Regions from separate parts of the Homo sapiens genome. Here region 1 is linked to region 2. Evidence: read pairs that join two places in POLR2A ChIA-PET (ENCODE). Cell type or tissue: MCF 10A. All regions are shown on one strand. Links, peaks and the distances in the headings refer to the core of each region. The heading gives the core; the rest is flanking DNA. Region 1 overlaps LOC105374040 (a long non-coding RNA gene). Region 2 overlaps PLCXD2 (phosphatidylinositol specific phospholipase C X domain containing 2).

Region 1 (15,433 bases), core at 3,356-11,355, 120 kb after region 2:
GAGGATAGTTGTGTTCTCGGTATTATCTGTTTAAAATTTAATCTAAGAATAGACTCTGAGATTTTCTTGAAGAGCAGTTAGTGCTGAGCATATACTGACCTAAGAACAGATACACTTCTAAATCTAATTTAGGAGAATCATTTTGGAAATAAGACAATTTTTTTCTTGTGAACATTCTATCTAGGAAGAATTCAGCAGAATGAATATTCATCATTTAACATATTTCTATTTTTATAGTCTGCTTCAAAACTTTTATAGTAAAAATAAGATAAAAGTATAGAATCACTTCCAGATTTCTCTACACACTCAAGCAATTATTCATTTTATATGTCTGGCAGGATGGGTTTGATTGTGGTCACCCTCTTTGTCTCTTCCATTACCCCTGGTACTGAGAGGGTGCAAGTGAGGATAAATTAGCCAAGAGGCCACCCACACTGAGCTCTTCCAGACTGAAACAAACAAACAAACAAACAAAAACATTAGAGTCAGAAAAACTAAATATAACACATGTTCCTAGATTGCATTCTATAAAGAATATTATTGGGATAATTAACTAACTTGAACAGAGTTTGTGAATTTAATGTTAGTGTCAATGACAATGTCCTGATTTTGATTCTTGTGTATTGGTTATCTGAAAAATGCCCTTCTTGGAAGAGTTACACATTATTCAACAGTGATGCGCTCTCTGTTCACAATGTACTCTCAAGTAGCTCCAGAAAAAAAATGTTCTTTGTGCTATTCTTGCAGCTTTTAACATTTGAAGTTATTTTAAAATTAACATTATCTTTAGCATTTTAAAAAGATAAAGTTGATTTTATGGCCTGTGAGTTTATCATTGATTTTCTCAGATTCTCTGGGTAAACTATATCAACTGTAAATAGTTTTATTTCTTCTTTTCCATTTCCTGTGAATCGATTTTTTTCTTTTTTAATTGTGTTGGTTATAATCTCTAGGAAAAAAATGTTCAATAGATGGAGAGAGAGTAAGCATCCTTACCTTTTTGTAATCTCAGTGGAAATACCTCTAGTATTTTCTGACTAAACATAACACCGGCTTTAGGACCGAGGTATAGAAAAATATGCATTATCATTTCTCAGCCTTATGGCTAAGATCAAGTGTAGAAAATATGCCTCAATTTCTATTTTCTTGAGTGTTTTTATCAGGAATAGGAATTGAGTTTTGTTTAAAAGCCCCCCACCCCCGCTTTTTTTTTTTTTTTTTTTTTTTTGCGCCAAGTGTGGTGGCTCATGCCTGTAATCCCAGCACTTCGGGAGGCTGAGGCAGCAGAATTGCTTGAGACAAGGAGTTTAAGACCAACCTAGGCAAAATAGTGAGGCCCCATTTCTAACAAATCAAAATAAAAATATTAGCCAGGTAGAGTGGTACATGCCTGTAGTCCTACCTGCTTGGAAGACTGAGGCAGAAGAATTGCTTGAGCCCAGGAGGTTGAGGCTGCAATGAGCTATGATTGCACCACTGCACTCCAGCCTGGGTGACAGTGAGACCCTGTCTCCAAAAAAAATTTGTTTAATAAAATAAAATTAAAAGAATTTTAAAAAGCCTTTTCCCCAACTGAGGATAATATACAATTAATCTTCTTATATCTACTAATATAGTATTTAAATTAATAGATTTCCTCATATTGAATCATCCTTGCATTCCAGAAATAAATCCTACCTGGTCATGGTATATTTTCTTAATGTGGTGTTTGGATTCTGTTTTCTAATATTTACTCTAGCATTTTTGCATTGATATTGGATAATGGCTTGTAGTCTTGTTTACACATTAGAGTCATTTTCCTCCATACCACTTTTAGGAGAACAGTTTCCATGAAAGGGAGCTTGATGATAACAGAAAAGATAAAGAGACAATCTAACACAGAAATAGACCTGTCTTAGGGCCACATAAATTAAGGGGAGGTTGCTGACTCCTCTCTTACTGACTAGGTGACCTTAGAGAAGTTATTCCTCCTCTTCTGCCCTCAATTTTCTTGCCTATCAATTAGACGAACCTACTCAAAAGATTGTGTGAGAATAAAATGACAAGATGTCTATACAGACTTCAGTACAATGCCTGACACAATGTAAGCTCACGTAAACACTGGTATACCCTATTTTATTAAAAAGAACTACTTTTCTTCTACTGCCTCTCACATTATAATAATGCATAAAGACATATGTGGACAGATGTCATAGTTTCATCAGCAGGCAGATAGTCCCCAATACCATTTTGTCATGATTACCAGGCCACAGAGGAGTTTAGGCAGCTAATCTAGGGAGCTAGGTTTGTATTTTTTCTCTTCTTTTATAGTTACTCCATTCCAGACTAGAAGTTTGAATTTATAATTTTATTTAATTAATTAATTTTGTGTATTTATTTTTGAGACGGAGTCTCACTCTGTCGCCCAGGCTGGAGTGCAATGGCGTGATCTTGGCTCACTGCAACCTCTGCCTCCCAGGTTAAAGCGATTCTCATCCCTCAGCCTCCTGAGTAGCTGGGACTACAGGCACCCGCCATCACACCCAGCTAATTTTTAGCTGTATTTTTAGTAGAGAAGGGGTTTGAATTTAAACAGTGAGCTTTTCATGGTTATTGAGTAGGAGTAGGAGGAGGGGGGAACTGTAAAGGAATGAAAAAGGAAGAGGAAACTTCTTGAACCCCTCCTACATACCAGGAACTAATTTAGGTATATCTGCAGTTATTATGTGAGGAAAGGTGGAAGGTTGCATCAAGATTGTAGAACTCCAGAACCACCTTGACAGGTGAATGAGTATGGGCATTGTCTCTCTATCTAACAGTTGAGATCAACTTTTGTTCTTTTCTTCTCACTCATAACCTCTTCAAATAGAATAAAGAGATGCGTTTTCTCTGGGTTGGGCTCTCAGTTACTCTGGCTGTAAGTGCTCTGAACATCAGGAAATCACTCTGTACAGGGTGTCAGCTGGGCTTCTAAGACTCCTGCGTGTGGAGGAGTTAAGGAGAGTGAACATTTATCAATACATTTATTCCACAACATTTTTATTATGAATGTGTTGATTCTGCAACTCTTCATTAGACTGTAGAGGTAGAAATGCTGTCTACCACTCTAAGACTGATAGACCTAGAGCACTGTAGGAATGCCCTGGAAAAAGAAATTGGCCTGAAGATGTTGGCATTTGTGCGGAACCTAGAAAGTCAGAGTTAGAAAGCAAAGCAAAGCTTGTGGGAGACAGCACAGTACATGTATTAAGGAACAGACTCACACAGATCTAGGTCTGCATTTTGTCTTCCTATCTTTCTTACTATTGACTTTGGACAAGTTCTTTATTTTTCTCAGCTTTAATTGCATTTCTGTAAATTTAGGGAAAAGTACCTTATAGGGTTATAGTGAAGTTATAAAGGAGATAATGTAGGTAAAACACTTAGCACAGTACCTGGCTTATAACTGCTCAAATATAATGGCCATTATTATTATCTGGTCTTTAGCAGTGTTCACTTCTTGCCTCCATCAACAATCTTTTCCTTAGACTTTAAGCTTCTGCTTTTTTTTCTTTAAAGACTATTTTTTGGTTCACAGCAAAATTGAGATGAAGGTACAGAGATTTCTCATATATCCCCATCCTCACACAAACATGGCCTTTCCCCTTATTAACATCCCCGCCAGGGTGGTATGTGTGTTACAACTGGTGAACTGGTGAACCTATATATTGATGCATTGCCATCACACAAAATCCATAGTTTACATTAGGGTTCACTCTTGGTATTGTACATTCTATGGGTTTAGACAAATATATAATAACCTGTATCCACTATTACAGTATCTTACGGAGTATTTTCACTGCCCTAAAAATCTTCTGTGAAGCTTCTTTTTTTAAAAAACAGCTTTTATTGAGATATAACTCACAGACCATATAATTCACCTACTTAAAGTTTACAATTCAATGGTTTTTAATATATTCAAAGAGTCATCCAGAAGCTAACTTTAGAATATTTTCCTCTCAAAAGAAAATCCACACCCATTAGCAGCACTCTCTATTCCTCTTTCATCTCTTCCCTACATCCACTTCCAGGCAACCACAAATCTATTTTCTGTCTCTATAGATTTAACTATTCTGAACAGTTCATATAAATGTAATCATGTAATATGTGATCTTTTGTGACTACCTTCTTTCATTTAGCATGTTTTCAAAGTTCATCCATGTTGAAGCATTGTCAGTACTTTATTCCTTTGTATTGCTGAATAATATTCCATTGTATAGATAAATCACGCTTTATCCATTCACCTTTTGAAATACATCTGAGTTGTTTCCATTTTTTGCTATTACAAATAACGACACCATGAACATTTACATATGAGTTTTTGTGAGAACATATGTTTTCATTTCTTTGGGGTATATACGTAGGAGTGGAATTTCTGGATTTTATGGCAGCCCTGTTAACCTTTAGAGAAACTGGCAGATTGTGATCCAAAGAGGCATTTTGTATTTCCACAAACACCCTATGAGTGCTCCAATTTCTCCATTCTCTCCAATACTTGTTACAATCTGTCTTTTTTATTATAGCCATCCCAGTGGGTATGAAATGGTATCATATTGTGGTATTGATGTGCCTTTCCCAAATGGCTAAAGATGTTCAGTATATCTCCTTCGGAGCAATGTCTACTCAAATCCTTTGAGTATTTTGATTTTTTTATTAGACAGCGTCTTGCTCTGTTGCCCAGGCTGGAGCACAGTAGCATGATCAGAGCTCACTGCAGCTCTTAACTCCAGGGCTCAAGCCATCCTCCTGCCTCAACCTCCAAGTAGCTGGGAACACAGGCACATGGCAGCATGCCTGGCTAATTTTTTAAAATCTTTGGTACAGACAGGATCTCTCTATGTTGCCTGGGCTGGTCTTGAAATCCTGGGCTCAAGTGATCCTCCTGCCTCAGCCTCCCAAAGTGTTGGGATTACAGCAGTGAGCCACCATGCTTTGCCAAGTATTTTGAATTTTAAGAGTTTTACAAATACTCTAGCTACAAATCCCTTATCAGATATATAATTTACAAACATTTTCTCCTGCTCTGTGGGCTCTCATTTCACTTTTTTGATGGTATTGCTTATAGCACAAAAGTTTTTAAAGCTTCTTTTAAGTATAACTTATGGAAGTTTATATTTCAACAGTTATCTCCTAAATAGTACACTTTCAATGGAAGACTTGGCCTTGTTCTTCATAGACAAAAACAATGTATGTAAACTCAGTACGTAAAAAACTCAGTAATGTAAAAATCCTCTAATTGTAACCTTCCCATCACATAGCTGTTGACCTACATTGGCATCTACCCTTACCTGCTTTCACTACCCATGCTCTTGAGATAAAAAGAGCTTATTCTAGTCAAGACCAACACTCCAGCTGGATTCTTGACCTCATCCTCTCTCTATTCTCCCAGGACATTCCTCTGTCACTTAATCTCTCTGTTTCCTAGATCTTTAACATCTCTCTCAGCCTATGAGACAGTTTGCCTTGCTCCCTCCCATTTTGAAAAAAAACAAAAACAAACTTGTCTTGATCTGCATCCTCCAAATATACATCTCTAATCTTGTTCTCTACCCTGCACTTCACTTGGATGCCCTACAGATATATTTCAATTCAACATGTCCAGAATTAAATTCCCCTCCTCACCCCACATCTGTTCTACTTTCAATATTTCTGTTCGTAGATAATGGCACCATCATCCGTCACTTACCCAAATCAAACTCTCTCTCCCCTGTACACACCTTCTAGAATCAATAAATCATGTTGGCTTGATGCGTTGTACCTCTCAGGTATATCATACAGTCTGCATCTCACTATTGTACACAAATGCCTTTAGTTTAGTTTCTTAGCATCTCTCCCCTGAATTATTGTATAGACCTCTAACTTATTTTTCTACCTCCAATTCTGCCACCATTAAGGTTCATTCTCCTTAATATACCAAGAGCAATATAAACAAAACCTGGTATGTTTTAGCATTTGAATAGGAGATGGTGATTGTCCCCTTATTAGGTAATGTACATCACTGGTTATGTGACTTTTGATAACTCTCTAATTATTCCTCTTCAGTCTCTGGCTCCTCATTTGTTAAAGAAAAAAATGACAGCACTTAGTCTTAGAGACATTGTGAGAATCAAGTGGGACAATATTTGGCATACTAGGTGTACAACAAATGGGAGGCCTTACTTACATGATAGTGGGACCAGGTTATCTCCTGGGGCTCCCCTGTGTCTACAGAGAATATCAGATATGTCAGCTGCAGGAATCCGGACTTAAAGTCAGGAACTCTTTGGGAAGCTCTTGAGAACAAGGACACTGGTTTCTTTCCCTATAATATAGAATTTGTGCCGGGAGCAGTGGCTCATGCCTGTAATCCCAGCACTTTGGAAGGTCGAGGTGGGTGGATTACAAGGTCAGGAGTTCGAGACCAGCCTGGCCAATATGGTGAAACCCCGTCTCTACTAAAAATACAAAAAAATTAGCCAGGCCTGGTGGCACATGCCTGTAATCCCACCTACTCAGGAGGCTGACGCAGGAGAATTGCTTGAATCCGGGAGGTGGAGGTTGCAGTGAGCCAAGATCACGCCACTGCACTCCAGCCTGGGTGACAGAGCAAGACTCTGTCTCAAAAAAAAAAAAAAAAAAAAAAAAAAAAAAACTATGGGATTTGTAAAAAGTAGAAGAAATAGTAAAGACAAAGTACCTAACAGGGTGGCTGGTAAATAAAAAGCAGGGGATGAAAAATAGAAAATAAGCAGCAACATGCCCAAGAAGAAATAACTATGCTAAGAAACTGGTTCCTCTTTTGGTTTAAGCATTGTCCATTACTTGTTTGCCAGATTTGTCTATTCTAGATAAAAGTGTGCTTTTGTTGTCAGTGGTGCTGGTGGTGGCGAAGTTCTGTTGTTTTACAGGGAAGATAGCAGTGGAATAACAGAGTGATCCAGGACGTCTGTTTTTCAACTTCAGCAGTAGTTAGTTTCCCCGGATGTTAAACATCTGAGTTCAACAGATGAAGTTCTGTTGACCTTGAGTTTTCAGAGGTCAATTCAGCTTTCCAATCATGGTACCTCTCTTTTCTTGCTGTGTGCAGGCTGGCACTGATCCCAGTTTATCCTTTGAGATTCAGCAGAAGATCCTGATGGAGGAGGAGGATACCAAGAGAGAGGTGCCCAAGGAAGATGGAGTTGGTGATGTGCAACATTTCGGTGAGAACTTTATTGTCAGAGGTTTTCAGTACATATTTACAAGTTCTTACTCCATCATACATATTGGGAATGAGCTGGCATTTTCAAGCATATACCCAGGAGTCCAGCAATCATTGGGGAAGAGAGCCTGAGGCTGGCAATCCTTGCCCAGAACTTTGGTCACCTGCTTGTTCACAGGCCACCATATCTTACTTCACTGAAGTCATATGCTGAGGTTTTATTTAGTCCAGATGCTGAAGGATGGGAAGACCCAAGCAGCTGGTGTGGAGGTCTTTCCCAGTGACTCATCAGTCATTCAGAAATCAAAGCCTGCACAAGAAAGGGTGGGATGGGATGTATAGAGAAAGACACCAAGCCTTTAGACTCCAGCAGAGTAGCTGATATTGACATATCTGAGGAGGGAGGAGGCTCCAATACGACTACTCCCAATTCACAGGGTTTGTGGTTCTGGATGAAATCTTTGCAAAGGGTTTCCCTGGCACTCAAACAGAATAAATAGGCTTATAAAGTGTATATATTCCTCATTATTTTTTATTATGCCTCAGATGATCAAGTAACCAGAAGGCTGAGGGATAAGCTTGGTTACCTAGTTTCAGCCAATCTCATTAGTATTTCCTTCTGACCAGCTGACCAGCTCTGTACTGCAAAGTCTTCTTGTATTAAGGGAGGGCAATTCCAAACTAGATTTAATTTTTCATTTACTCATTGTGCTAAGTTCTAGACACAAGAAGTTAAAATAGAAAAACCTGTGTTAGGGCTCTCCAGAGAAACAGAACCAATAGAACACACATACACACACACACAGAGAAGGAGAGACAAAGAGAGATTTTAAGCAATTGTCTTACTCAGTTGCTCTATTGTGGGGGCTGGCTGGGAATTCTGCAATCTGTAGGGAGTGTTTATCTCGAGCAGACATGGAAAATAAAACAGAAACATTGCAATATGACGATGTGAAATACTTTGACATCTAACCAAAACCAGTCATGGTTTTGGACTTTCTGGAGAGGGTGATTTCTGAAGCAACTATTGCTAGGTGAATTGTGATTATGAGGAAAGAGATACATGAATGTGACTCATGTGAATAACTGCAGGCAGTTTACTGTGACTGGAATGCTCCCTCCTTGCAGGAAGAGGAGGAAGGAAATGACAAGCTATTAGGTGGGAAAATAACCTGGAGAAACCAAATGACATTTTTTTTTGTTTATTTGTTTTCATGCTAATCTGAGGATTCCAGATTTATTTTATCCTAAAGGCTTTGAGAAGTTATTGAAGAATTCTAAGCATTGGAGTGATGAGATTAGAGTTTCGGTAAAGACCAATTTATGTAATTATTCAACAAATATTTAATAGTGTCTGTCATGTATGAAGTTCTGAGAGACGCACTGGAGATATGACAATGAACAAGATAGAAAGATCCCGGTCCTCATACAGCTTAGAATTGTGTGCAGGAGATTAGGGGAAAAAAAGACTAATAAAAGAACTTAAAATTTTAAGTACTGTTATTGAGGCTTGATTTAGGAGCCTATTACAATTCCAATATCCTCCCATCCCATCACACCTGGCCATCACATCCTGCCATAAGTGGAAGCTTTAAGTACTGAATATTACTCAGCAACTGCCCTATACCCCATCCCCTCTCACGGCCAAATGCACAGTCTTGGATTTGATACTTCCAGACCCTCTTTCCAAAATGTGGATCTTAGCTTTTTCTTTAGGCTCTGCATCTTCCATTTCCTTGGGAGAGCCTTACTTACTGCACACCCAATGTCCCTTTAGCCCTGGGCCTAATGAGGTTCCATCTCCCCTTGACTTATTCCTGGCTCTCTCTAAAAGTGGGGAAATACCAGGTAGTAAATGAAGGCAAGGGGATGAAAAGTACTATTGACAGATATTTAAGAGGTAAAAATTATATGATTTGGCAATGTATTGGTAATAGGGGTTGAGGAGGACTTGAGGGACTGAAGAAGTTTCCCAGATAAGGGAGTTGGATGACTGGATCTAAGAGGGTGTCCTTTACTTAATTGTAGACTACAATTAAGAAGGAGGGCTGAGGGGTGCACGTGAGGGAAGGTGATAATGATGTAATGATTAGGACATGTTACGTCTGCTGTGCCCAAAGGATACCTCTGTGTAGGTAGGCAGTATGCGACCCTCACCTTCCCCCGTGTACATTCCTAAACCTTCCTTCTTTCTTGTACTGAGGATTGTGGAAGTTGGAATGAAAAACAAAGGACTGATATTTCCAGTAGGATCAAAGCATTCAACAAAGTAATTGAGAATCTATCATAAAATGCTAATAGCCCATGAGAGATAAAACTTTCCTTTGAGAACTAATTACCAGTGAATTATTCATCAAGGGTAAGGTTACCCCCCGCCACCTGCCACTAGGGATCCTTCAAAACTGCCTGTGTAAGGAGTTTTCCACCTGGATAGTCACTTTGATAACTTCTGCAGGACAAAACTAGCTTTTGCAACAGGAAAACAATAAACCACATCAGAGCTTGTCTTGATTACATTGCTCATCAATGCTCAGCAGGCTAGAGGAGTAAAAAGCATAAGTGCTTTGGTGCTTTGACCCCCCCAAACAGCACTCCAAGTGTTGAGGGATCTCAGACCTTATCTGGGATTTTTGTTGAAGAAACAGAGGAAGAGCCACAGAAAGCTCTGCCAACAGACTTGGGGTGTGGGGAGAAAAATACTGCCTTTAGACATATACAGTCATGCACTGCATAATGTTTCAATCAATGAGGGACCACATGTACAACAGTGGCCCTGCAAGATTATAATGGAGTGGGAAAATGTCTTATCATCTGGTGACAGTGGTACAGTAGCACAACACCTTACCTTTTCTGTGTTGAGATGTTTAGATACACAAATATTTACCATTATATTACAGTTGCCTACAGTATTCAGTACAGTAGCGTGCTATATAGGCTTGTAGCCTAGGAATAGGCTATGCCATTCTTATGGTTATGCCATATAGACTGGGTGTGTAACAGACTATGCCACCTAGGTTTGTGTAAGTGGACTCTATGATGTTTGCATAATGACAAAATTACCTAACAATGCATTTCTCAGAACATAGCCCTAGCCTCAAGCAATGCCCGACTGTATATGAAACTTTCCTCTTGTGAATTGATGGGTTGCCAAGCCTTTTATAAAGCTAACTTTAATATTAACATTGAAGATACAGTGAATCCATATACCCATGTTAAAGTTCTGGAGTTTGTTTCTTTTTTGTTTGTTTGTTTTTTTGATATGGTCTCACTCTATTGCCTAGGCTGGAATGCATTGATGGAATCATAGCTCACTGCAGCCTTGAATTCTTAGGCTCAAGTGATCCTCCTGCCTCAGTCTCCAGAGTAGGTAAGACTATAGGCCCAAGACACCATGCCTGGATAATTGAAAAAAATTTTTTAGAGAAGGGGTTTTGCTATGTTGTCTAGGCTGGTCTCAAACTCCTGGGCTCAAATGATCCTTCCACCTTGGCCTCCCAAAGCGCTGGGATTCCAGGCATGAGCCACTGTGCCAGGCCAAAGTTCTGAAAATTCTTATGTCAGTCTTGTAAATATAATACTAATACCGTAGGAATCAAGCTCTGGAAATTACCATTAAGAGAATGACCTTTTAAATAGAGCTTCTTTTGTTTTCCATTTGAACAGCACAGCAAGTGAATTTTGATAATCTTCTTTAGGAATATTTGTAACTCAGAAATTCTTAGTTCTTGTCATTATACAAAATAGACACTTGCACATATATTTTATAGCAGTGCAGTTCACAATTGCAAAGATGTGGAACCAACCTAAGTGCCTATCAACTAATGAGTGAATAAAGAAAATGTGGTATAGATACACCATGGAATACTATTCAGCCATTAAAAAGCATGAAATAATGTCTTTTCCAGCAACTTATATGGAGCTGGAGGCCATTATTCTTTTTTTTTTGGGACGGAGTCTCGCTCTGTCGCCCAGGCTAGAGTGCAGTGGCGCGATCTCGGCTCACTGCAAGCTCCGCCTCCCGGGTTCACGCCATTCTCCTGCCTCAGCCTCCCGAGTAGCTGGGACTACAGGCGCCCACCACCACACCCAGCTAATTTTTTGTATTTTTAGTAGAGACAGGGTTTCACCATGTTAGCCAGGATGGTCTCGATCTCCTGACCTTGTGATCCACCCACCTCGGCCTCCCCAAGTGCTAGGATTACAGGCATAAGCCACCGCGCCCAGCCGCTGGAGGCCATTATTCTAAGTGAAATAACAGGGGTGGAAAACTGAAAACCGTATGTTCTCACTTATAAGTGGGAGTTAAGCTATGGGTACACAAAGGTATACAGAGTGACATAATGGACTTTAGAAACTCAAAGGGAGAAGGTGAGGGGGGCAGGGCTAGGGATAAAAAACTGCACATTAGGTAAATGTACACTACTTGCATGATGGGTGCACTAAAATATCAAAATTCATCACTATATAATTCATTCGTGTAATAAAAAATCTACTTGTACCTAAAAAGCTGTTGAAATTTTAAAAAATTTAAAAAGAAATTCTTGGTTTTTGAGGATAGTCATAAATTCAAATGAGACTAAAATAACCATACTAAGATGAAGCAGGAGGATCACTTGACCCCAGGAGCTCAAGACCAGCCTGGGCAATGTAGCAAGATCCCATCTCTACAAAAAAATTTTAAAATCTGGGTGTGGTGGCATGCACTTGTAGTCCTAGTTACTTGGAAGGCTGAGGCACGAGGATGGCTTGAGTCCAGGTTTCAAGTTACAATGATCTATGATTACACCACTATACTCCAGCCTGGGCAAGAGAACAAGACATTGTCTTTAAAGTCAATACATAAATAAATAAAAGAACTATACTAGTCATAACATCACTATCTGTATCTCAGAAATAAATGCTTCAAACAACCATTTAGAATTTATTGAGCACTAACATAAATCTCCAGTCAGAGTTGAGTGCTATAAAATAATGTTTTTGGCCAGGCGTGGTGGCTCACGCCTGTAATCCCAGCACTTTGGGAGGCCGAGTCAGGCAGATCACGAGGTCAGGAGATGGAGACCAACCTGGCTAACACAGTGAAACCCCGTCTCTACTAAAAATACAAAAAATTAGCTGGGTGTGGTGGTGGTGACCTGTAGTCCCAGCTACTCGGGAGGCTGAGGCAGGAGAATGGCATGAACCCATGAGGCAGAGCTTGCAGTGAGCCGAGATCACGCCACTGCACTCCAGCCTGGGTGACAGAGCGAGATTCTGTCTTAAAAAAAAAAAAAAAAAAAAAAGGTTTTTACTAGTGTTCTTTGCGATTCTCCTGAGAGAAGCAATGACATTGCCCCCATCAAGTGGAAAATTAAAAATGGTCTGGCAAGTAGCTCTGAGCCCCTGCAGACACAGCCAGTTAATTGGAATGTTGTCACTGAATTTCTAGTCCATCAGTGACCCAACAGCCAAAATGGGCCTGCTCATGTGTATTTCTGTGAGCATTTTAGGATCTGTGACTACAGAGTAATCATAACTCTGAAAAAGGAAAAGGGCAGTCAGGAGTGGATGGAGAGATTTAATATCTTAATTGTGGCCCTAATGAATACGCAGTTCTCAGTTGAGCAGCCTCGACTTGAGACTGACACCTTGTTTAATACAGGAAGTAGAGTGCGGCTTTATTAAAGTCTTTAAATGTTGTGGCTGGAGCTCATATTTCTTTTTCACCCTATGCCTATATAATCATGTTGTTCCACTTCCTACATAGCCGCTGGCTCTTCCTGTTGTCCCGCAGCAAGAAGCCAGTGCAAGTTTAGAGTAAGGAAATGACATAATTAAAATGGTATTCGATGCGAAGCCTAAAATTCAAAGCCCCATCTTTCCCCTTTCCTCAAATCTGGCCCCAGCACCCTAGATCTTATCTCCTACTCCTCCCTCCCCAGCTCAGGCGGCTGTATTACTCACTCTTTCCCAAATCTGCCTTGGCTTTACTGTCCTCCTACATTGCTCATGGTCTTTCCTCTGCCTAGAAGGCCCCTCAACCTTTTTTTTTTCAATATGAAACTCACATATGTTGTCTTCCCTGTTGGACTCATAGGACACAAATACCCCTTCACCTGAACTCTTCTGTATCATTGTTTTTTAGTATATATTACATTATCATATTACAGTTATATGCTAGGCAGTATAAAACAGAGTAGGTGCTTCGTAAATTTGCCTTTAACATTCCTCATGTTCTGAATCCTGGCCCCTGCTCTCAGTTGTCAGAATTCTCCCGTGTGCTGAAGTCTGTGTATATCTGACACATCAATTTGGACATCTATCCAAATTGGGTAGATGCCCAAGGTGGCATTCTCCCTCTCTCTCTCGCTCTCTCTCTCTCCATATATATGTAAAATATATATTATATATACAATTATGTTATATGTAAAGATCATATATAATACACATATATTATATATACATAAATTAATATTATACATAGGATTATATATTATAATAATCCTTATGTATAATTATCTTTATACATAATATAATTATCTTTATGTATAACATTAAGGACAAATTGAAATCAAGGTATGGTATAACTGGAGGGATGATGAAAGTCAGATGAAAGGAAAAACAAAGAAAACCAACAGAGAGAAGAGAAGCTGAGTTCTCTTCAGTATCGAGGAATACTGCTGTTAAGGTGTTGGTTTCTTTTTTCCATGATAAGCAGATAAGATACAGAGAAACTCCTTGTTTTAAGCCCACTACGCAGGCAAAGTAGACCAATTCAGGGTCCTCAAGTGATAAGAAAAGTGAGCCAGATAACACAGCTGGGATAGGTTAATCTAAAAGACACACACACACACACACACACACACACATACACACACACCATCCTTTTCCTGCCTGATTACAATACAGACTCACAGAAAAGATTGGGGGTAGGGCAGAAGGAGAACGTTTAATGCAGAAATTAATCAGATGTTCCAAATAGATTTACATTTTTCTCATAATTAGAGAACCTACCTTGTAATTGTTTAAAGATAAACCAGCACATGGGGATAATCATTAAACTTGAGGAGACAAAAATTAGGTGTTTCCCTTTTTATGCCCCTAGGAGGTTAAAAAGTTATTTTCACTTTAGTTTTGGTTAACATTCTGGTATTAATTTGATTAATATGTTATTTATACTTTATCTATTTAAATATATATTAGAGAATGTATAGTAAAAACCAAATATTCAATAAGGTTATTGGAATAAAAATACATCAACATTTTAAAAAGGAGAGGAAAGCAAAGTCTTTATTACCGTTACACAAAAATTTAATGGTAAGCTTGACTCTGGGCTTCCTGGCAACAAGGATACAAAGAGAAACAGTGGGTTACATAGTTTCCCTTAACAACAGTTGCAGATCCAATGTGAAAATAGATGAAGATGACTTTTCTAAGAAATGAAAGTACATTCATTTTTTAGAGAGACAATTTATCTAAGTACTAAAAAGAGTGTGTAAATTGGAACTGAACTTATATAGGACAGTCAGTGTATAACTCAATGGTCAACATCATTATCAATAGTTCCAGAAAGGCAAACGTGGTTGGAAACTACTCTGCTGGGTGTTCTTTTTGTGCTGTCTGTCCTCTGTGCAAGGAATGGTACCTACATTAACACACTGGCTCATAAAATGTGAGTTCAGCCAGGTGCGGTGGCTCACACCTGTAATCCCAGCACTTTGGAAGGCCGAGGTGGGTGGATCAACTGAGGTCAAGAGTTCAAGACCAGCCTGACCAACATGGTGAAATCCCATCTCTTCTAAAAATACAAAATTAGCTAGGCATGGTGGTGCATGCCTGTAATCCCAGCTACTCCAGAGGCTGAAGCAGGAGAATCGCTTAAACCCAGTAGGCAGAGGTTGTGAGCCAAGATCGTGCCATTGCACTCCAGCCTGAGCAACAAGAGCAAGACTCCATCTCCAAAAAAAAAAAAATAGTTCTTACTTTTCAGAATAGAAGTTTGCTTCTCAGTGAAGATAAATAATGCACTCAAATTACTTGGCTATTGTATTAGTCCGTTCTCACACTCCTATAAAGAAATACCTGAGACTGGGTAACTTATAAAGGAAAGAGGTTTAATTGACTCACAGTTTCACATTGCTGGGGAGGCCTCAGGAAGCTTACAATCATGGCAAAAGGCAAAGGAGAAGCAGACACTTTCTTCACAGGGCAGCAGGACAGAATGAATGCAAGAAGGGGAAATGCCAGACACTTACA
Region 2 (15,433 bases), core at 2,236-10,235:
AATAGTGACCCAACCACATCACTTATTCTCACAAGTTCTGGAGACCTTTCAGATCAAAACAAGGCTCTCATACTTGCTCAGAACTAACTTCAAGATCAGCTAAGAAGCTACTTGATTGAGCCAAAGAGGACTTTAGTTTCACAGAATTTTAGGTCATATTTATTCTGAAATACAACTGAGCTATTCATGAGCTCCCTGGACCATTTCCCACACAGCCATATTTCCATGGCTTTGTGGCAAAGGGGACCATCAAAGGTTTTAGTTCGGTTAGAGTAGTGTTTACAGGCTTGAACTTTGAGCCTTTTAGAGAGACCACCAGGATTTCATGGATACAGAAGGATTGGAGAGAGAGGTCGAGATGGACTTAATGGAAGGGAATAAGTTATTGAACATTAAATTTTAAATTAGTGGCAGACCTCCAAGAGAGTCATGCCAAAAAAGTTTTTATATTTGCTGTATTAAACTCAATGGTAATTACTTTTAGTCATTTTCCTTAGCACTGAATCTAAACCCTGAATTACCGAGAGCAGTTAAGCCACAGTCCCAGGATTTTATTATAAACTCAAAGAAAAGCACAAAATCTGAGCCCAGGTAATGATCCATCTTAGGAATCCTAGTTCTTTTTACATGATCTCATATTCATCCAAAAAAATTGTTTCTTCTCAATAAGACAACGTAGTAGAGTATTCTGGAATTAAATGCAGTTTTATGGCGTGGCGGGACTTTCCATCTCTCGTTTTGAGAATCTTGCCATGAGAAAGTGCTTCCCAATGAGACATTACTACCTCCCAGCTAGGAGGCTTAGCACAATGCTAAAGGTGGAGCAACAGAAGAAATTCAGATGGAAATGAAACTACTTCTTCCTGGGAAGTAAAAGAGCTACATGAAACCAGTCCATCCTGCAGATTTAGTTCATGCCACAGTTGAAGTTTGTGTGATGTTTCTTAGTAGCTAATTTCAAATTTTTACTGTTAGATTCTAAGAAACAGAGTGGGCTAATGATTGGAGCACAGCCATGAGACTCCGCTCCGTTAGCTGAGCATGTGATCCTGTGCTAAATCTTTCTTGGTTCCTTCATCTTTGAAGATGCTGTCTGCTACTTTAGTGCTGACTGATTTGCAAATCTTGGTTGATTAGCTCCCCAATCATAAGGTCCCTAATGATTAGATTAAATGCCTTATACTCAGGGGGTGTGCAGATATGCTATTCTTCCTTCTGTGGCTTGGGTGGAAAAGCTGCTTGGGCTTATTTCCCAACAGTGTGATGTAGGATGGCAGAACTTATCTAGGAATGGCACCTTTGATGATCCATATAATGAAATGTGTAGAGCTCAAAGAAATCTGCCAACATGTATGTGGACTCTTGAGAGGTGGGCTTTCCCAGTACATGCTAAACAGACTTGTTATGCCAAGAGGAAGTGAATAGAAATGATAGCATCAAATATCCAAACTGACAGGAAGTTTCTTTTGCATAGCATAGAACATGGTTGTCTTCTGAGTTCCACTAATGTTCCAGGATATCTTGGCCCTCTGCCTCTGGCTGCTCCCTGGTGTTTGGCACCATAGCGTTGTCACTTACAACCATTGCCTTGGGACACACAGAGTGAACTGTTTGAGTGATAAGTAATTTAGGTAGAAACTTTACCCTTAATTTCAAATGATACCAAACAGCTCATTACTACCCCAAGGGACGCTCTCCGTAGCTTCTGGATTCCCCAGTTTCCTTCTAGAAACAAGGACTCCAATAGCACTATAACCCTAAACAGGCCCTAACCCAGAAGAATACACCACAAAATGCGATTGATTTTCTCAAAATATCACAGTCTTAGACACTATACAAATAATTCAAGAAAATTCTTTCTACCCTGCAGTGGATATAGTATTCTATTATATTCTCCAGCAAAACTTTTAGGACTTTTCAAACTCATTTCTAAGCCAAATAGTTTAGATAAATATTTACCCTTATATTTGGGGGGAATTCAGGCTCACCATTTGCCGAGGCAAGCCCATCAACAGTCTAGAGGCATATTCTGTGTCATTCCTTCCCGTCTCCTTCATAGAATACTACTTTTTCCTTTTGTCTCCTGGCCATTCTCCATCATCTGCTGATTATTGCTAACCACAGGATGCTGGCAAAGCTTACAGTGATAGGCACGTGTGTTCAGTGATGTCCAATACACTCTTATCACAGTGGTTATTGCTTCTTACTCTTTTCAAATGCATTATTCTACCCCTCAACCTACATCCAATCATTAGAACTATACTGGAGCCCAGAACTTGGGACCAATACTTAATTCAAATAGCAGGGGCTTGCTCACAAACATTAAGCCCAACAAGAAGCACAGCACTTTGAAAAGTCAAATAGGCCTTTGGTAGCTCTGTACATTTGCAGTTTTACATTTGTTATTAGTTTATAGCACTAATAACACTTCAGTCGTGAATCTACAGTCTCAATATGATAAGTCTTAGAACATGTTCTAGAAATAGTGGTACCTTGCTGCTATTATACTTAGTAACTTATACCCCAATATAATAATAAGTATTAAATACAGATTGTGTATGCATTCTTTGTGTGTATATGCCAACTGTACTACTTAACCTCACTGATGAGCAATTAGAAAAATACAGAAATTGTCATAGTGAAAATAAGTCTTGGTCAATTCAGATGATACGTGAACCTGATAAATGCTCTAATAGATATGCTATTTTGTCCTGTATTGCTTGTTTTACAGTATGGTGCATGTTGTTTGCTAAGTAAAATGATAATAATAATAAAGTATACCAATTTTAAGGTTAGAATTAAAATTTTGCACATATGCTTCTTGATATTCTGAAATGTATTCTGTGGCTTAATTATCTTATTCATACACATTTCACTTGGCTTTTTACCCCTAGGAAATAATTGTCCAAGTATATATCTCGTCTTCTTTCTTGTAACTTTGATTAAACTGCTTACTTCAACTTACAACATTGTAAAGCCAGAATACCTCATTTTAACAGTGAAAAAAAATATGATGACCTGATGTGTTCTCTTGTATTTGATTTGAACTACCTAAATAGGCTTAACTGTAATAATAAATATACAATTTTGGCAGGCATTTTTTCCTTTGTTTGGATGAACATTTTGTTATTGGTCCACTTCTAATTTTGTCTTAAAGAGTTATAAACTCAGTGTCAATAAAACATCTTGTTATATAATATTGGACAAAAACCCTCTCGAGCATGTCTGACACATATTTGGATTAAGTAAATGTGCTTGCAGTCCCCAAGATTGAACAGTGCGTGAAATGTGTACACAACCTTGACCCCATGCTTTTCCAAGCTTCATCCTTAGCGCTTCAGTTATTTCCACTAAGCTTAGACCAGCTCTTATTGACATCCACACTCACCTGACCACCACCTCTACCCACATTAATTTGAGTGATTGCTAAAATGCCCAGAAATAAAACAATGCAGAGATAATATATTTGTGTATACAAAGATTAAATAAGGGTGGACCTGCAGTTTCTGCTGCAATGAAGATTCCAGTATCTTCCTCATTTCTAATTATTTTAATAGAATATCCAAGACCACTTAATTTAAGTGAATTCTGTGTTTCCCTTATCCTCTACAAAAAATAATCAGTTGAGACTTTTTTGTATGAATTTAGCAGAGATCAAATTAATTCTAAGTAACCATTAATTTCATAGAGTCAAAGTTTAAACAGGTAATTAAGAATAATTATAAGTGTTGAAGTTACCATAGCAATTTAACAACATAGTCATATTCAGAATGTTTAACTTATATTTATAGTTATCGTTTAGTAAATCTACCATACTGTCCTCTGGCTGGCTTTACCACTTACAGTCATTCCTGTGCAGTTTTTAATAATAAATTGCATGATGTAGATAGGGCTGGGTCCAAACATAAGCAAAGCATGTATAACCTGCATGGTGCAATTGCAAAGATACCACTGGCCTGCCTCAATTTCTGAACATATACTTGGGTTTAAACATTGCCTCTATAACAATGGAGCTCTCACATTATGTGTGAATTATTTTATATCTATTCACAGATTAATTTATCATATTACAACAAGGTTATGAACATTCTATTTAGCACAGAAGTTAAGTATAGGCATTTCAGAAGTGCACAGACCTGGGTTTCTATCTCAACTCCATACCCTGGCGGAGTAACCTTAGGCAAATTAACGTCTGTACCTACATAGAAGATAGGGCTAAAAATACCAACCATGAAGGGTAATTGAGAAGACAAAATAAGAAAATGCTTAGGAAGCATTTTAGCACGGAGCATGGCACATAGTAAATACTCCATAGTAGCTCTTAGTCTTAGTAATAAGGGACTTTGCACCCTCCTCCTTCAAATGGCACCCAACGATCACTTCAACATGATTGCTAACCTTTGTGTTAATTGGTAGATGATTTAGCAGGAACTAATTAATGAGAGGTAAGTCAATATAAATTTGACAGTGAAAGAAAACGTGAAATCCCTTTGTGTGGCAAATTCTTGAGGCTCTGCAGTGGAAGGTCAAGGCAGCTGGATGGTGCTGAGTGATTAGACTTGGTCATTCATCTCTCTGTCTTTCTCTCTCTCTGTCTTTCTGGGTGTGTGTGTGTTTGTGTGTGTGTAGGTGAGAGGGGGATGGTTGTAAGGGGCAAAGAGTAGAAGAGGGCGGGTGTGAGGAAGGCACTAGAGACAAAGTCCTGGGCTTTGGCTATTGGTGGTTTCCACCTCTGGAAGCTTCCTAATCTGGAGGTACTCATATTAATATATATTTCTGTACCTGATCCCTGAAGATTATGATTCTTTATATCTTAGGGCATATCTTAGGAGGAATACTTAGAAACATGTATTTTGGTGTGTAACCAGTTGGAGAGTTACTGAACCAAAAATGCATTACTCAGAGCGTAGCATTTATGCCACAGGTGGTATGCAAGATGATGTGAGGTGGAAGATGGCCATATCCTTAAATAGCATTAATGTCATTAATCACTTAATCAGTTCTGATTAGTCAAGAGGGAAGTCTCAGTTTAGTAATGAAACCTCTCTATCCCTTGCTTGTCAACTAAAACCAAAAAGGCAATAGTGTCTAGCTAACATTTAATCTCATTTTGTTCGTACTGTGTTTACGTTGTGGTTACCTTCTGTTTGTAGCAGGCAGTCCTAGGTTTGCAATAGTGATATAAAGTCCCCTTCAAAATAAATTTATCTAAGTTTTTTGAAGAGCCCACTATGAAAAAGCTATGAGAATGACCTAAGTTTATGATCCTTTCCAGGTTGAAAAAAAAAAATACAGTTGATTGTACCACTCATTTTTGCCTAGAACTGGGTTTGACTTTGTTCTTCGTAAACATTTCTTAGTAACTAAATACATGAAGAAACTGCTATTTGGAATAGAAAATTATCTGTTTTTTTCATAAGGGAACTTCCTTTATGTTTCCTGTGGAAGTCCATGCTCAGATAATCTATCTCCATGTTGTCCTGTAGAGCAGTTTAAACTAGGGAAAGAAAGGTCATGGAGTCACTGAGTCCCACCTATGGCTGAGCTTGACAAACAAGAAACGCAGAGTAAACTCCATTTCTTCAACTTTGAAACTGATTCCCTCTCTGTTAATCCCTGAAGTCAGGTTGCCTGATGTCCTGGATTTTTGTTGTGTTTTTTTTTCCTAAGGAATTCTTCCTGATCAGCAAGAAGTGATCGTGTTTATCCCTCTGCAAATCTACTCGGTATGACCAAAGGAGTGTTATTATTTTTAAGACTTGAAACCTTTCATTCTCGGAGAGGGTGGGAGGTTGCAAGGGAGGGACAGTGGCCAAAGCCCATGTGCCTCAAACCTCACCCGGGATGGCCTGGACAAGTGCCAGTGAGACAAAAGCACTAGTCAGACCAGGGTGTTTTCACAGCTGGGCAGTCAGTGTTTTTGGACAGCATGGGTGGGGAGGAGGCCACAGCAGTGTCAGCCTCTGTCCAGTAGCATCATGCAATTGAGAGAAGCCTTAGGCAGGCAGATGGCTTTAATCTAAGGAGCTAAGCATCTAAAGAATAGGATTTATCCTGTAGAGAAAGGCCATAAGAAGCAATATTCTTGTAAAAGGAGGCCACTGAATGCTGTTTTTTTGTTTAACCTGAGAACTGAGCTACTTTTTAGCCTGGAGACTTTCCTACCTTGATCCTCACTGGGCATTTGCACAATCCAGTTCCAGGAGGTGTTTCTAGGACCTCCATGAAGTATAAGGAGATCTGGAAGAAAACATTAGGCTGCCTTTTGCAAAAACTTCCCCCACCAACAACTTGTGAGTGTAGAACTAACTTACACACATCAGAGGGGCAGTGAACTACTTCAGGGGGGCTGAAGTGCCCCAAAATGACACAGACAATTTTAGATGTATGTGCACTTTTTTCTGGTAGAGGACCCATAACTTGCATCAAATTCTCAAAGAATTTATGATCTTAAAATGTGATAAACCACCGCCTTTCAAGGGCCTATGAGAATGCATTATCATTTAAATGTTGTTAAGCAAGCAAGGCTGACTAATTTAGGCTAGCACTGGCAAGTCTTTGTCCTTCCTATAAAAAAAAATCTAAGATTCTTGTGGAATTGTTCACTATAGGTGCTCTGTTTCGAGAGGTAAGGTCAGATCAGACAACTTGAAAAGAAACAGACTAGGCCAAGTTCAAAGGATCCTAAGGAATAGTTAGATGAGACCCAGCAAAAGAGTGTGGTCAGAGGAGCCAGGAGAACCAGGTACACTAGCAGACAAGAAATGGCAGGGGCACTATGTGAAGACTTGGGCACCACATTTCAGAGGGAAATGGCTAAATTGGAGCCTTCATAGAGAAGAGCAATTTGGAGATGGAAGGGTCCAGAAGTCATGTCACACGGAAAACTGGGGTAGTTGGAACAGGAAACATTTGGAGCAAGGTGACAGAGATATCTTCAAGTATTTTTAAATTGTTACATGACTTGAGTTTAGAATATTATGGCTTTAGATATAGAAGGGATCAAAGAACATTTGTACAAGGCATTAATGTTACAGGAGAGAAAACTGAAAGCCAGAGAGAACTGACTGGCTAAGGCAGAGGTAGGACTAGAATCCAGATTCCCTTCCCAGTACTGTTTGCCACCATTTCCAGCTGCCTCCCCAAGTGCCTTATGTGCGGGGAAGAGCTAGGACCAATGAATGGCCATTTTAAGAAGGTCGAGCTTAGCTTGATAAAGAGTATTCCTTTATAGAATAGGAAACTAAGTGAAACAGTGATCTCACCATCATAAAGAGTATTTCTGAGGAAATGTGTATTCATTTTCTATAGTTCCTATAAAAAATTACCACAAACTTGGTAGATTACAACAGTGCAAATGTATTACCTTGCAGGTCTAGAGTCAGAAGTTTAAAATGGTCAGTGGGGCCATGCTCCTTCTAGAGGCCCTAGAGTAGAATCCACTTCCTTGCCTTTTCAGCTTCTAGAAGCGGCCTGCATTCCTTGGTTTGTGGCCCCTTCCTCTACCTTCAAAGCCAGCAGCATATCAATCACTTACCCTGCTTCTGTCATCACATCTCTTTCTCTTTTTTTTTTTTTTTTTTTTTTTTTTTTGAGACGGAGTCTCGCTCTGTTGCCCAGGCTGGAGTGCAGTGGTGCGATCTCTGCTCACTGCAAGCTCTGCCTCTTGGGTTCATGCCATTCTCCTGCCTCAGCCTCCCGAGTAGCTGGGACTATACAGGTGCCCGCCACTACGCCCAGCTAATTTTTGTATTTTTAGTAGAGACAGGGTTTCACTGTGTTAGCCAGGATGGTCTCCATCTCCTGACCTTGTGATCTGCGCCCCCTTGGCCTCCCGAAGTGCTGGGATTATAGGCCATCACATCTCTTTCTCTTATTCTGACCTTTCATAAGGACCCCTGTGATTACACTGGGCCCACCTTGATAAGCCAGGATAATCTCCCATCTGAAGATCCTTAACTTGACCACATCTGCAAAGTCCCTTTTACCATGTAAGATAACATACTCATAGGTTCTGAAGATTAGGATGTGGACATTTTTGGGGGGCTATAATTCAACCTACCACAGAACGTGCGGAAAGGCTTATTAATGCTGGTGCAGGTATTAGAACAGATCTGGATTCAAATCTTGGCTTCAGTACCTACTAGTTGCATGACCATTACCCCTTTGAGCCTTTGTTCCCTTGTGCATAAAATAGAAATAAAATCTCAACATTACCATCAGGATTTGTGGTAATATGCATGAAATGCATAACATATAATACTCTCTCAATGAATGGTAGCCATATTTATTTAAAAAACTACCAGATGCTTCTCACCATACAAGAATTTAATAGAAGAAACTCCACTATTAAATAGGACATTTGATAAAGTGACTTCCAGATTTCCCTCTGAGATTGCTGAAATCTAAAGGAATAAAAATTTCGTTTCCTCTATAAACTATTCTCGGGGCCTCTTGTCCACTTCCCAGATGCAGTTACAAGGGAATCACTTTTCTGGATAGCCAATGGCTATCAGACTGTGCTTTCTGCCCCCCACAGTCCTGCCATCTGATTTTTCCATGCAGCTCTGGTTGGATTTAAGCAGGACTAGCAGTCTGTCCTGGTGTGTAATGATTGGCTAGACCAGGCGGCTGAGGCCAGGGCAGACTCCCTCCTTCACATCTGTCAATATACCTGGCTGCAAGCAAGTTGCTGCCTGTGACCACAGTCTGCAGAGGCCAGAGAGAGCAGGAAAGGAAATGGAAAGGAACCTCACCTTCATGCTTGGGGAAAAGGAGAAACCTGTGTTAATGTGTCTTCCCAACATCCCACTCTCTTCAGCAATCGCTGGAACAGCCATGGGCCATCCCTGCTGAGTCAGGAAAGAAGCTGAGGGAAGAGTCGGGATTGAAAAGCAGCAGACAAGGTAGGTGATCTCTCTGGTCACTGGCCCTTCTCTTGTAATAACAAAATGAGCAGCATATACAGCCTCGTCACCAGAGTGTTTCTGAGGAGGGTCTGCTGGAGATATGGTAGACCCGGGTGTGTGTCTGAATTCAGTCATTTTTCTATCAGCCTGTTCTGGAAAGCAGGCTGTATTTTCCTTCTGTCTTCTATCTCTTCTGAAAATTGTTGTTGCTCCTGTACGTATTTCAGAAACTTGGAAGGTTTTTTAAAAATTTTTCATTATAACAAATTATATGTGCGATTTATTAAAATGATTTCATTGGTGGTAACTCCACAAGCATGGTTTTGTTCCAGAATTTTCGTTGCATAATTTTTTTCAATTTTCAAGACATACCAGAGAGGACAGTGTACATATACTGTAGTATATGGTATAGAATAATATATTCCGAGAAATATACTGTCCATTCACAGGGCTGTCAACCTCGTATGATAGGCTCTCCCAGGAAGTCACGTATATTTTTCTGCTTTGGAACCTAGAGAGTTAAAAGTCCTGAAATTACTGGAGCAGAATCAAGCCTATTTACCTAAGCTTATCACATCGGCAGCCAGGTCAATCATTTACTGAGACTAGGCCGTTTCTTACCCTGAATCAGGAGGACCACCAAAGCCTTTGCTGGCCTGAGTCCCTCTGTAGCAAAGGCATGGGCAACACAGAAGAAATGCTCCTCTGAAGCTATAGTCCAGATTCTCTTCTCACCAGAAGTAAGTTTTTCTCCTTCCGAGAATAGTAAATATCCCAAGACCCCCCTTCCCCAGCTCAATGATAAACAAACATGAGCAAAACTAATATGCAAACCTGATGATACCAATGCCACTCTATGTACAAAGCTTGTGGCTTTGGAGGGAGCTTCCCTCATCACTGGAGGTCTATGGGGAAGAAGGAGATGATAACTATGAAACAAGTTATTGAGTGATTCTTGAGGAAGAATAAAGTTATAAAGTAATCACCAAGGAAAACATGGAAATTTTCCCCTTCAAGTCTACACACTCTAGAAATATGTAATTTTTATCTAATATGATTCACTCTTCCTTAAGTCTGAATATAACTCCTCTAATTGCAGAAATGTTGTCATATGGTCACCACATACAACTTTCGGGCCTGTGCAGTGGTTCCTGGCTCCTATAGTCATTAGTTAGAAGCCTAGTAATGCTGAAGTCCTATTTTTCTGAACTCCCTTTAGGGAAGGAGTTGGGTCATGTAGGACAAGGTAATGTTTGACATTATTTTTGTCAATCAGTTGTGGAACTGAAGTGACTCCCCTCAGGCAGGGTTTGTGGCTGAATATTTAGTGTCTGAGGCAGTTAACTAGATGCAAGAGTGGAGGCCATTGTAGACATAAACCCTTGTGTGACTTTGGGTAAGTCTGTGGCTACCTCTCAAGAATGTTGTGGAGAATTATGGAAAACTGATACGTTTCTGTGAAGATATTAAGCACTGCAAAATGTTAAGTGTGAATCTGGCTGGTATCCAGAGGATGTTCATAGATAATGCAAGTGATGGAGGTGGTTTTGACGAGGGAAAAGGATCTTGGGGTGATCAAATGCATTGGCTAGGTCGGGCATGGCAACCCATGCCTGTAATCCTAGCACTTTGGAAGGTGAGGCAGAGGATTGCTTGAAGCCAGGAGTTCAAGACCAGCCTGAGCAACAAAGTGAGCCTCTGTCTCTACAAAAAATTTTTTTTAAAAATTTATGCATTGGCCATATTTCCCCACATTACTGAAGGCTGCCTTAGGGACAGACACACAGGTCTGACCTGTCCTTTTTTTGTAGCTTCTGGCTCAGGGCCTAAAACAAACTGGAAGCCCCTAAGGGTATGTACAGCTTTTTCTTTCCATTTCCTGAATATTGGATAGTAAGTAGAGGGAGACTATTCTTCAGATTGACTAGATTAGAATAGGCATTGTCATTGTTTTTCAACGTTAGGTAGTTAGAATATAGAAGTTAATTAATTTGCCCAAAATCATGCAATTAGTCTGAGCCAGGATTCTACTCAGTTCTGCCTTGTTCCCAACCCAGTGCATTTCCCATAAGGTCATGGAGTTGACCATGTGGATAAGCATAAATTGGAGGGTCACTGAGGTAAGCAAGGCTGACTAATACAGTCAGAAGTTCTGAAGTTCTCCACTGGCTCTTGGATGTGCCATGCCTGAGCCTCTGTAACAAAAAGGCCAGTAGTGGACTTCCAAAAAGGATAAAACAGGCAAGAGCAAAAGCAAGTGTTTTTAGTCATGGCAGTCACTGGAGTCTTCTCTGTCCTGTATATTTTCTAAATAACCCAGATAATCCTCAGGCTAAATCTTTGTCCCTTTTTATACTGTAGACTCAAATTCTGAGCCCCAACTAAAGTACAACATCTGAACTCTTTCCAGAGAAGAAATGACCCTATCCCAATCTTTCTCAAGGAACTCAAGAATTTACTATCTCATCTCAGCAAATACCCACTCATTTAAATCTAAGAGACTTGGGCACAGAGAGGCTTAAAGCCCGAGAAACCATCAACAGTCCCTCCTGTCAAGGCTCTCACCATCTGCAACCCAAAGAGACCCATGTCGGCTTGGAGTCTAAATGGCTTTTTGGTGTCATTTGAGCAGTGAATGAGTAATGTACAGCAGAAGCCTTAATCCGCCCCCCACCCCTAGTTTCACTTTTGTTCAGATATGTCCTAAAGATTCCATTAGCTGTCTGTCATAAATTCCAAAGTAGCCACAATTCCTGAGCATTTACAAGATCAAGATAAAGAAATGCCATCATGAAATGAGGTCGACTAAATGTCTTTGAACAAAGGGTTTCTAGTGACTTGCCTCACATGTATCTCAAGTGTGTGATAGCAAAGGCATTACAAATAGAGATTGCATCACCATGTCTACCAGCACCCTTTACTAATCAACTGACCTTGCATGAACTGTACTTACATGCCATCATTTTCATTAACCAAAACGCTAGGAGAAAGAAAGTTGAAGCTAAAACACAAAGACTCATCACAACATTTCACCTGTGTCAAGTACTTATTATGACCAAAACATGAACTGCTGCCTTCTTATCTACACTTTTTTTCATTTAATTTTCATAACAAACCTCTGCAACTTGCCCAAGTCACAGAGCTAGTAAGATGAGGTAAAATTTGAGTTGGGATCTGAATCCAAATCCCATGTTCTTCAGCATTCTGTTCTGGGAAACATACTCACCCAACAGTGTCTACACTGTTCACGTTCTAAATGTAGAAGAGTAAAAAAAGTTCTTTCTAAATTATTTGATCAGATCCTTAGAGTATATATTTATTCCCCCTTCCCACTCACACAAGATGTTCTTGATGTTCTTGAGTGTAAGCATAAAACTCAGTATGACAGTGGTTTTCCTCTCCTCTAGAAAAGGAACCACAAAACACACATGCACACATGCACACACACAATAGCAATTGCCCAAGAGTCAGTGCTTTGATTCCTTTCTGAAGCTGAGAGAGAAAATTGTTCTTATCATCTCCTAGTTTATAAACATTGTTTTGTTTGTTTGAGTGATTGACTTTAACATAATGTACAAGACAAATTTGTCATTTATTTTACCAAGATTTTTTTAAAAGTTTATTTCTGCAGTGAAATTTCAGTCTTTGAAATCAGCTAAATTTTTCAAAACTGTCCAGTATGTCAATAGTTGTATTTAATCTTCACCACAGCCCTGTAAGATGAGTACTGTTTTCAGATGATATCCTTTCAGATAAGGAACCTGAGACTCAATACAGGTGAATGGCCTTCTCAGTCTCACTCAGCTAAGTCCCTTAGATCTTGGGACTCCAAATTTTTTGTTCTTTTTTAAATTAAATATTCACGCAGTTCCCTGGATTCCTAAGTCCTACAAATGGTAGGAATGGGGCCTACAAGCTTTTTATTTAAATTTTCAGAAATTAAAAATGCCAAATGACTACACAGCCTGTTCTCAGGCAGAGACCACTCAAATATTGATTGCTTTGCTTTGGGCTAGAATTCTGTCAGGTCAGTGTGGTAATGCTGTTATTCTAATTAGATTTTCACAGAGTAATGAAAATAAATACATTAATTGTTACTTAATAAAATCTTCCTTAAAGGCAAAAAATCTTTCAAGCCCATGTGCCCATGAGCAAAATAAGATATCAAAGGGGTTCTTGCTAGAAGGATAAGCCACCACTGTCTTCTAATCAGTTGTGTGCCTAGAGAACGGTATACATGAGTAGGGACTAGAGACCCCACAGTGTCTTGAGATGCACAAGCCCTCTCTAACCCTGTAATCAGATGGATGTCTCATGAGTCAAACAGTTGCCAAATGGCATGGAACCTAAGGAAGTCCTTCTACAAATTGAGAATCCATTATTGTAGTTTCAACCCTACAGAAACCAGCTACAGTTACAGGAGGAAACCTTATGCCCTAGGAATTCCATTTAAGTCCTAAGATGTTCTGAAGGGTCCGGGAGCCCTGCATCAGCTATGCATCTGGAGGAGATCCAGTGTTTTCTTATCCCTAATGTTTCACTGGGAATTGCCCCTGGCTGGCTGCCTGAGTCTCCATCCCATGCGACAGTCATGTTGTCCACATCCTTGCTTTGGTGTTAGTGTGCATCCTCATCATACTTTTTGGTCCCCATTTCTGTGACTTCTGAGGTTCTAATGATCTTGGTGCAGGAGAACCCATAGTTTTGGGCAGTGATCAAGCAGAGTGAATGAAACTTCTGCCCCTGACCCACCCAAAACTTGTTCCCCTCCTCTCTACAGTTCCAAGGTCAAGTTTCCCATGAGAGCAGTAAAGGAACTGAAGGTCACAAAATGCTGGCAATTCACCATGCCTTGGAGGGGTTCCCAGAAAGTAAAATGAAAATGAGATTGTTTTCACATAAGACCTCTGTATTTGGAGGACAGGATTCAAACAGTTTGAATGTGCAATTTCACTGTGCACTGAGGTAACCCCCACAAAGTCTTTTTTTTTTCAAAAGCCAAAATAATATCAAAAATACTTCCTGCAGAGAACTCTAACTAGGCAGAATTCTTTTTTGTCATCACTGGGTTGATGTTTTCAAGGATTCATTTCTCAAGATAAGCCTTATATAGTGCATTTGGCTGGAGCTCATGTGTACTTCTGTGGAATGATGGCTTTCGTCCATGGGGCCTACTTTGTGGTGATCTCATTAGGTTTCACAAGGTAAACAGCTGAAAACTTGTGGTTAGTATGTGAGCAGGCTTCAAGAGAAGAGAAAACCCAGGAGAGGTCGGCCAGAAGATGTTGCAGTGAATTGGCAGGTGGCAGGCTTCTCTCTGTGACCCAAGGAAAGCCAATACCCCTACGAATTCCAAGGAGATGTACTTTTAATTTCAAATACATGTATCCCACAAAATTTAGCTCTGCTTCCTAGCTAGGAATCCTAATCATAGGAAGAGCTAATGGCTAGACTTCCCAGAACGTGACTGTTCTCTACTCAAATTCATCTCATTTTGCTTTTCTTTGCAAAATGAAAATTCTCCATTTTCCATAAGAATAGTATTGTTATAGAATACAGTTGTGTTGATAAATTATAGTCCAACAAATTAAACTAAAATAGCCCAACAGAGGCATCCTAGGCCTGACATCATTGTTGTCTTTCTCTGTGGCTTTATGCCAATTTTTACACATCTTGGGGATGGCTTAGTTTCACATCTTTACTCATCTGCGTTCTAATTTTGGATAACCACAAACATTTATTGATGGGTTATCCACTCAGTTCAGCAACAATCATCTACTCTTTCCCAGAAGTGTGTTAGACACTGTCTTTGACATAGGATTAAATAATCTTGCCACTTACCAGAGATGAGAAGGTTTTAAATTTATCCAGTAGGCCAAACCACAGCTTCTTTAGAGTCCTCTATATTTGTGTGTATGTTAGTGTGTGTGTATGTGTGTGTCTGCCTGTGTGTATGTATCTGTGTGTGTATGTGTACTTTTAATCATTATACAGTACCAAGAAGATAATGGGTTCTCAGTAAATATTTGTTGGTGATACTAAACTAGTAATCAGCTAGGAATTTAATCAAGAAATTGATTTATAAAAAGAAAACTGGAATTGCTAGGGGAGACTAAAGAAAGAATCAGAAGTGTTAACCATTGGTGTAGAGGGAATAGGGCATCAAGGGTCTACTTGCTCTTCTGCCAACCCCCAACTGAATGGTACAGCACATAGGAGACCTCGGTTGTGTTTGATTCTGCTACTACACACACCAACAGGGCAACTCTGGGCAAGTCACTTCGGCTTTCGTGGCCTCAATTTTCTCATTTTCAAAATGGAGGCAGGGGATTGAGAGTATAACATCTCTAATGTCTTCTCTAGTTTTGATATTCTGTGTTCTATGAAAAACTAGAAAAGTTTACTTCAGAAAGTTCTTTACGGAAAATACAGAAATAATTTTAATTTATCTAGGGAGATCATTCCTATCTCTTGGGTAAATAAGGGGAATGAAAAAGCTGCTCAAGAGATCCCAGCTATGCCAC

The links. ChIA-PET counts read pairs that join two places held together with the same protein. Peaks named below come from ENCODE experiments on the same cell type or tissue, not always from the same donor. Only the 100,000 strongest peaks of a DNase experiment are listed, where the experiment ranks them.
Region 1: POLR2A ChIA-PET joins it to region 2 with 5 read pairs; 14 of 35 experiments call an interaction of 5 or more read pairs at or near these places.

What each region holds. Positions count from the first base shown.
Region 1 is chr3:111,838,737-111,854,169 of GRCh38, forward strand. The region is part of intron 1 of LOC105374040 (a long non-coding RNA gene); the gene reads right to left. It also overlaps a transcript of PHLDB2 not described here. Among named protein-coding and RNA genes, the nearest start is that of PHLDB2, 13 kb to the right of the region's middle. In MCF 10A, for the core only: no CTCF peak of the experiment used is centred there; DNase peaks (open chromatin) are centred at 8,185 and 10,275.
Region 2 is chr3:111,723,798-111,739,230 of GRCh38, forward strand. It overlaps PLCXD2 (phosphatidylinositol specific phospholipase C X domain containing 2), which reads left to right. Exons shown (of 4, transcript NM_001413064.1): 4 at 1-3,210. It also overlaps a transcript of PHLDB2 not described here. Among named protein-coding and RNA genes, the nearest start is that of PLCXD2-AS1, 54 kb to the left of the region's middle. RefSeq lists a silencer at 3,185-3,479 and an enhancer at 10,832-12,031. In MCF 10A, for the core only: no CTCF peak of the experiment used is centred there; a DNase peak (open chromatin) is centred at 5,884.